Linked DNA regions of Homo sapiens: region 1 is linked to region 2. Evidence: read pairs that join two places in POLR2A ChIA-PET (ENCODE). Cell type or tissue: Panc1. All regions are shown on one strand. Each heading gives the region's core, and the rest is flanking DNA. Links, peaks and the distances in the headings are about the cores only.

Region 1 (4,403 bases), core at 71-4,070, 70 kb after region 2:
GTCCGCCCACCTTGGCCTCCCAAAGTGCTGGGATTACAGGCGTGAGCCACTGCACCCAGCCCACACATTCTTTATTTCTATTTTAATTTAATGTGAATAGATACCACATTCATTCATTCACATTCTCCAAGCAGCAAACAAGTATAAAAATATACACAATAGAAAGTCTCACCCCTACTCTGCTCCAGTGCCCACTGGTTTCCATTCTCAGCCTCAATTGGGTTATCAATATTAGTAGTTTCTTGTCTGGCCTTCCAGAAGGCTGTTCCTAGTCAAAGACAATATACATTCTTTGTCCTCTTCTTTTTTTATACAAATTACAAAAGACTATACCCATTTTTCCAGCAAGTCACTTTTTGCATTTAATAGATCTTGAAGATCTGTCTAAATCAATACAAAAGCACTTACTCATTTTTAACAGCTATATAGTATTCCACAGTGTAGCTATGCCATAAATAATTTAAAAAGGCCTGTACTGATTGACATTTATGTTGCTTCCAATTTTTTTTCTGAAAAACTTTTCTGAAGTGACCATTTCTTTTGCTGTTACAAAAAAAAAAAAAAGCAATGAATAATATTCCTTCAATACTATCTCTAGAAATCATTATTAAAAGTATAAGAGAATGCTGGGTCCAAATGTACATATATTTGTAATGTTTAAAAATAATTTTAACTTTTGGCACAGGTGCGGTGACTCACGCCTGTAATCCCAGAACTTTGGGAGGCCGAGACGGGCGGATCACGACGTCAGGAGATCGAAACCATCCTGGCTGACATGGTGAAACCCCGTCTCTACTAAAAATACAAAAAATTAGCCAGGCTTGGTGGCGGGCGCCTGTAGTCCCAGCTACTCGGGAGGCTGAGGCAGGAGAATCGCTTGAACCCGGGAGGCGGAGCTTGCAGTGAGCCGAGATTGCGCCACTGCACTCCAGCCTGGGCGACAGAGCAAGACTCCATCTCAAAAAAAAAAAATAATAATAATAATAATGATTTTAACTTTTATTTTAGATTCAAGGGGTGCATGTGCAGGGGTACATTTTAGATTCAAGGGGTTCATCCCCATGTTTGTTACACCATGGGTATATTGTGTGATGCTGAGGTTTGGGATATGAATGATTCCCTAACCCAGGTAATGAGCATAATACTCAATAGTTAGTTTTTCAACCCTTGCTGCCCTTCCTTCCTCTCCCATCGAGTAGTCTCCAGTATCTTTGTTGTCATCTTTATGTCCCTGAGTACCCAATGTTTAGCTCCTACTTATAAGTAAGAACATGCAGTATTTGGTTTTCTGTTCCTGCATTAATTTGCTTAGGATAATGGCCTCCAGCTGCAACTATCTTGCTGCAAAGGACATGATTTTGGTTTGTTTTTTGTTTGTTTTTGTTTGTTTTGGCTGCACTATTGTAATTTTAATGGATACTGCTAATCTCTAATTGGCTAACATCTTGATGCTGTTAGGCTTCCTCCCCAAGAACATGGTCTACCTTTCCATTCGTTCCAGCCTTTTTTTGTGAAGGACAACACAATTTGGATCCACTATTTTTCAAAAAGCAGTGTATATATGCAAAACTTTATCTACCAATGATTTCAGCTATGCACCCCAAAAAAAGTTAAAAGGAAATGGGTCACTATGTTAATATGAAATGATCTATCAGGGCAGGTGGGATTTGGGGTTATATGGGATATAGGTTATATGGGTATTCTTTATTCTTTCTTGCATTTTTCAATTTCTTGCTTTATTTTGTTTTATCACTTTTGTAATAAAACAAAGTAAAGCAAGAAATTGTCACCCATACCCTGGACGATAGAGCAAGACTCTGAAAAAAAAAAAAAATCTTTTTTCTTTAATCACAGAATAGTCAATAACTTTCAAAGTAATAAAATTTAGCATCATTCACCAGAGAAAAAGCAATATAAATCTATGAAAGTTTGCCCCAAAGGATTAGATACTTTGAGATGAAATTTTAAACTGTCTAGATAAAGCACATTCCCCCTTTGACCTAACCATGTCCCTATATCAGATGACAAACTCATGAAAGACCAGTAAAGAGGAAGCTGTACCCTTGCTCTGAGTTTGACCTTTCTCAAAGCAGAATGTGGTTTTGCTAAAATAAGAAAAGAATCTGTCAAGGTCACGCAGTACTTGATTGTTATCTTACAAAATTTGGCAGAAGTTTTGCCCTAAACGTATCAGCAATACTGACAATTCCATTAAAAATTTATTTAAGCTGGTGCCACTGCTGCTGATGCATAATCTCATTTTAGGAAACTTCATTGTTTTTGGAAATTGCAGTTTTAGAGATTCGTAATTTGAGTTTTAAGTAGGATAATTTAAATAAAGATTGCCTGAAAGGAAAAATTCTAATATAATTGAGACTCATTGGAGGAAAATTGTACTGAAAATTTCCTTTAGGGGACATTTCCTATGTAGTATAAATGACTTTTCCCCTTTAGTCAATTTTTATAATAATTCTTTTTTTATGGCCCCAAACCTTTTGTTTGCTGTCGTCATTATGTTTTGTATGTTTGAGATGGGGTCTTACTGTGTCACCCAGGCTGGAATGCAGTAGCTCACTGCAGCTTCAAACTCCTGGGCTAGGCGTTCCTCCTGCGTCAGTCTCCCAAGTAGCTAGGACTACAGGCACATGCCACCACATCTAACTTATTTTTTTAAATAATTTTTGTAGATACCAGGTCTTGCTATTTTACCCAGGCTGGTCGTAAGCTCCTAGCCTCAAGTGATTCTCCTGCCTTGGTCTGCCAAAGCACTGGGATTACAGGCATGAGCCACTATACCTCAAAACCTCTTACTTCTTATTTTGGGAAGAAGAAAAGATGGAAGAAAATGAAAGCAGGTCTTAAAATCCTAGGGAAGCAGAGGAAGGACCATCCTTAATTATATTAAGGGCTCATCCTAGGCAAAATTACAAGGAAATTTCCTTTTCTTCTGCTATCATACCTCCCAGTATCCTTTCCAACTTACCTGTTTTGTATTTCTTCAAACTCTTGCTCCAAGTCAGATGTCAAACATGGACAACTATCTAATAAACAAATTCTCACTGAGATGGTTTCCCTTCCAAAGAATATTCAGATTTCTAAAGACCAAACAAACATAAGTCTGATAGTGGTATTTTAGAAAATATGAGAGAGCATGGGTGCAGTGGCTCATGCTTGTAATCCCAGCACTTTGGGAGGCCGAGGCAGGTGGATAACTTGAGGTGAGGAGTTCGAGACAAGCCTGGGTAACATAGTGAAAACTTGTCTCTACAAAAAGTACAAAAATTAGCCAGGCATGATGGTGCACACCTGTGGTCCCAGTTACTAGGGAGGCTGAGATGGGAGGATTGCTAGAGCCCAGGAGGCAGAAGTTGCAGTGAGCCGAGACTGCACCACTGTACTCCATCCTGGGTGACAGAGTGAGACCTTGTCTCAAAAAATAAAAAATAGAAAGAAAATATGAGAGGCTGTTGGAAAAACATAGGAGGCTCTTATCAGCATCCCTGACTCACAACACACAGGTTAGTCACATATGCCGCCTGCTTAAGATTAGTCCCAAGTCCCCAAAACGCCCTAGAGAAAATATCCTGATTATTTCTGCCTTCAAATAAAGAAAGAGGGAAAAGATTTAAAGTGACAGCATATAGGTTTTGTTTTTTGAAGCAAAAGAAAACATCCAAATCACACGTCATTAGTGTTTCATTTAATGCACTCAAAATATGTTTAAACTATTAGATACAGGAGATTCACAAAATATTCATAGGAAAGTAAAAAATGAAGATATATACCACATCCAATGTATATCTCAGTACCAGAAATAATTAATCCTCCCAATTATAGGAGGATTTTTTTGTTACTTGGCAGCTCACTGAGTTTTTCCAGATCAGGGACAATGAAAGCTCCCACCTACTATAGATTTTTATTCTCCTGGCTGGGTGCAGTGGCTCATAGCTGTAATCCCAGCACTTTGGGAGGTCAGGGCAGGTGGATTGCTTGAGGCCAGGAGCTCCAGCGAGACTCTATCTCAAAAAAAAAAAAAAAAAAAGATAGTGAGTTTTCATGAGATCTGGTTGGGTAGCACCTCCCCTTTCTTTATCCTGCTCTGCCATAATAAGGCGTGCTTGCTTCCCCTTCACCTTCCGCCATGATTGTAAGTTTCCTGAGGCCACCCAGCCATGCTTCCTGTACAGCCTGTGGAACTGAGTCAATTAAATCTCTTTCTTCATAAATTACCCAGTCTCAGGTAGTTCTTTATCACACTGTGAGAACAGACTAATACAGTTACCAAGGGATTAAGATGCAGAATTGTAGCAGGGAGAAGTCAGAATATATGTAGGAGAGAACATCCCACTAATTCTGATGGCTAGAGGGGACTCACAGACCAACTTCTTCAAGGCCTCGTGTCT
Region 2 (4,394 bases), core at 395-4,394:
TACCAACTAGTTTACTCCCAAACAATTCACTTATTTTGGTGGAGAGAGAGCCTTACAGATAAAAATCATTTCTACACATCTAAACTAATTAAAATCTAAATGAAATAAGTCCTGCCAACACCTACAGGTTTATTTCTTAAAATCTTAGGCATTAAAAAGTCTGTAATTCTGACAACCCACATTAATTTTCAGAGGAGGAAGGAACGTAGACAACTATTACATAAACCAAAATTAAGGTATTTCAATTTTTCAAAAGAGGTAGAAAAGTATTTATAGGGGAAAAAAAGCTTTATTGTAAAGTTAGATAAACTTAGGTATTAAATTGGCAATGAATAAGAAACATACATAGCCCAGTATCGAACACAGTTCACACAGTTACCCTTGGCATAACTTACTGGGTTCTGTGATAAGGGTCTAAAATACTTCTAGATTAAATTTAATTTTTTCTTTATCTTTAGAGGGCTAAATGCTGGTCCACTGCCATCAAAATGAGGGGAAATAAATGTTAATGTGTGTTTAGTTTCCATCTAAACTTCCTATTAAACAGCTCTAAAATTGTAAATGCCTGCCTTATTTCTAAAAGGATTTTTTATATTAAAATTTAAAATAAAGTCTTTACAAAAGATCTAAATGGAACTTTCATTTACAAATTTGTTTAAAAGTGTCAGGATTACAAAACTGATATTGTCAACTACTGATATCAGTTATTCTAGGTAGATGACACATATTCTCCCTTCTTTTAAAGATGAAAACAAAATGGCCACATCAGTTTTTCTATTGTAAAAAAGCTGTGAACTTGGTAACAATCGTGCTATAGTCTCTTAATACCATGTTTGGTCCTTAAATCTTACTTGCCTATGTATAAAATCTATTATCTTAAAAAGAAAAAAAAAACAGATCCAGTGGGAGAAAGAATGTTTAATAAATGGTATTGAGACAAATAGCTATCTGTTTGGAATAAAAATAAAATTAGATCCTTAAATCTTGTACCATATAGAAAAATACATATTACTGATGGATCCAAGAGTTAAAAAATAAAAATGTAAATATCCAAAATTCTACATACAATTTTAGGGGGTACACAGATTCTCTGAAGCCCACCCATGGATCCCAGATTATTATCTATAAGAGGAACTGTTAATTATAACCTCTATTAAAATCTCAATGCCAAATACTAGCTGTATTTAAGTCACATGCAACAAATGAAAATGAACACATTAACTCATTGTTATAACTTTATAAAATCTCCAAACTGGACTAGAAACAGAGGCATGTCAATACAAATGGACAGTGACTTAAAAAAAAATACACCAATTTAAATAAGTTTGAATGCATACTGTACACGTGTATCCATGTCTGTTAGCCTTTCAGAAATATAAAATCAGTTAAATCTGTAGTACTTAAAATTCAACATATGTAACGTTATTCTCAAACTTCATTAAAATAATAAATATACAAGTTATGTTTAATATGAGTAACTGCAACATACTTAAACATCTAAACATATAATAGGAATTCTATATTAAAATGCAATACTTTCACCTGCATTAATCTCTTACACAATGAAAAAATACTTGCAGATAATTAGCATTAAGAATGCAAATATATTTTTACTGTGGAAGAAAAATTCCAGTAATAAGGTTAGAAATCATATATCTGTATAATCTACAATGAAGCTGTAGATAGTCTACATTATGATATTCTATCTTAAAATGAAAACAATTCAATATTTAAGCTTACAACAAATTTACTCAAGGCAAAATATGTTTATTACAGAACAGGATCTTAAAGTAAGCAAGGCAACATGAGATCAACCATTTTAGATTTTTTTTTAATGAAGTGTAGCTTTGAAATTGTAATAAAGGTGAACATAAATTCTAACATGCTCTTCTCTTCTTATAAATGGGATGATGTAGAAAAGCAAAGCTTCAATGTATAGGGATTGGAACCATCTGTAAAAAGTAAAAAACAGTTAATATTTCACTTCATCAAACTTTCAAGATCACCTTGAAGTATCAGAGTAAATTACTTCACCTTTTTATACTAAATATAAGAAATATGGTGAATATAAAGCAGGAATATAAAGAAGTAAAATTGGCCAGATGCGGTGGCTCACCTGAAGTCAGGAGTTCGAGACCAGCCTGGCTAATGAAGTGAAACCCCGCCTCTACTAAAAATACAAAAATTAGCTGGGTGTGGTGGTGCACGCCTGTAGTCCCAGCTACTCAGGAGGCTGAGGCAGGAGAACTGCATGAACCTGGGAGGTGGAGGTTGCAGCAAGCCAAGATTGTGCACTCTAGCCTGGGTGACAGAGTGAGACTCCGTCTCAAAAAAAAAAAAAAAAAAAAAAAAGTAAAATTTCTAAGTAAAGTAAGGGAAAGATTTTTATTCATATTTACTGGAAGGTAAGCTCATGAAGGCAGGGACTTTGTTCACTGCCACATTTCTATTGTTCTCAACACTGTCTGGCACTCAATTTTTTTTAGTGAATTCATCATTAAAGAATAAATAGTATCAGGATTAAGCAGCAAAGCTCACATTGCAAAAATATTGCCAACAGTTAACTCTCTATAAAAGCCAATTCAAATACAGCTTGGGAAGTAGGTCAAAGCTGGAATGTACATGAAGACATCTATGATCCCAAAAGGTTCCAGGAAATCTAGTATTAAATCTCTCTTCATCAATGGGGTACATAAGTTTTGAAATTACTGAAAAAAAAAAAACAAACCAACTGGGTATACTTCACAAAAATATTTCCATTTTGTAAATTTTTCTTTCCTTTAATTTTTCAGACCAGGCAGAAACAGCTCTTCCTCAACTACATATATAAGAAATCAAAGCAAAGAACCAGTTTTGCTATCTTAATGTATCACAATTTTAGTATTAAAAGCTGTAGTTCATTAAAGAAAAAAAATTCCTGTAAGGAAAAGCATATGCATCAACAAGTGTGTACAAGACACTGCAGAGGATAAAAACATACATAACTGTCCCTATCTCCAAACAGTTTATAATCTATATACTGTCTCTAAGGTATTTCATATAACTTTAAAGCTTTTTAAAACTTTCTCTCAAAAATTAAGCCTGACTACTTAATAAAATTTCCTTTTTTTTCTTTTAACTAAAAGTAAAATGAGAAGAAAGCCGACACTGTGGCTTGTGCCTACAATCCCAGCAACTTGGGAGGCTGAGGCCAGAGGACTGCTTGAGGCCAGGAGTTCAAGACCACCAGCCTGGGCAACACAGCAGGATCCCTCCATGTAAAAAAAATTTAAAAATAAACAAATATACACCAATAAGCTGGATGTGGTGTTGCACTCCTATAGCCCCAGCTATTTGGGAGGCTGAGGTGGGAGGATCACTTGAGCTCAGGAAAGTCGAGGCTGCAGTGGGCTGTGATTGCACCACTGCATTCCAGGCTAGGAGATGAGCAAGACCCTGTCTCAAAAAAAAAAAAAAAAAAAAAAAAAAAGGTGTTTCTTACTTAACTTTTTATTTAGGAATTTTCAAACATACACAAAAATGTAGATAGGTTTAATGAATCCCCACATACCTATCACCCAGCTTCAATAATTGTCAATATTTGTCAGTCTTACTTTATCTACCTACCCTTCACACACAGTTTTGAAAGCTAGAATATTTTAAAGCAAATTTCAGATGTTATTCCAGCCATAAATCATTCATTGTTTTTTTTTCTCTTTTTTAAACCATCATTCATCACCACACCCAATAATGTTCCCCTATTATTTAAATACCCTGGAGATCCAGGATCAAAGTAAATTACACAGCAAAAAGTTTCAAAAATTAAACTTGAGTTTTCTCACGCCTGTAATCCCAGCACTTCGGAAGGCGGAGGTGGGCAGATCATGAGGTCCAGGAGTTCGAGACCAGCCTGGCCAACGTGGTGAAACCCCGTCTCTAACAAAAATACAAAAATTAGCTGGGTGTGGTGGTGGGTGCCTATAATCCCAGCTACTTGGGAAGCTGAGGCAGGAGAATCGCTTGAACCTGGGAGGTGGAGGTTGCAGTGAGCCAAGATCGTGCCACTACTCTACAGTCTGGGGGACAGAGCAAGACTCGTCTCAAAAAAAAAAAACCAAAAAAAAAAAAACCAAAAAGGCCATTGTTACTATTATGGAGACAAACAAACAGGTTAACAATTTCACTTGACTTGACACAAATTAAAACAACCAAATACCATTTTTCATCTATCATACTGGTAAAAATTGAATATCTGACAACACTCAGTGTTGCTAAGAGTGCTGAGCAATGAATATTTTCATATATCACGGTTGGTAACGTAAACTGGTGCAACCTTTATAAAGTACAATCTAGCAACATTTTACCTAACTATAAACCTTCATGCCCTACACTACTGAAAAACTGTCCTACAAACA

Evidence for each region. Peaks named below come from ENCODE experiments on the same cell type or tissue, not always from the same donor. Only the 100,000 strongest peaks of a DNase experiment are listed, where the experiment ranks them.
Region 1: POLR2A ChIA-PET joins it to region 2 with 6 read pairs; 3 of 35 experiments call an interaction of 5 or more read pairs at or near these places.

Annotation. Positions count from the first base shown.
Region 1 is chr2:38,632,744-38,637,146 of GRCh38, forward strand. No RefSeq gene overlaps it. Among named protein-coding and RNA genes, the nearest start is that of GALM, 31 kb to the right of the region's middle. In Panc1, for the core only: no CTCF peak of the experiment used is centred there; no DNase peak of the experiment used is centred there; H3K27ac peaks cover 386 bases.
Region 2 is chr2:38,562,286-38,566,679 of GRCh38, forward strand. HNRNPLL (heterogeneous nuclear ribonucleoprotein L like) reads right to left here. Exons shown (of 13, transcript NM_138394.4): 13 at 1-1,952. The coding sequence ends at 1,897. Among named protein-coding and RNA genes, the nearest start is that of HNRNPLL, 38 kb to the right of the region's middle. In Panc1, for the core only: no CTCF peak of the experiment used is centred there; no DNase peak of the experiment used is centred there.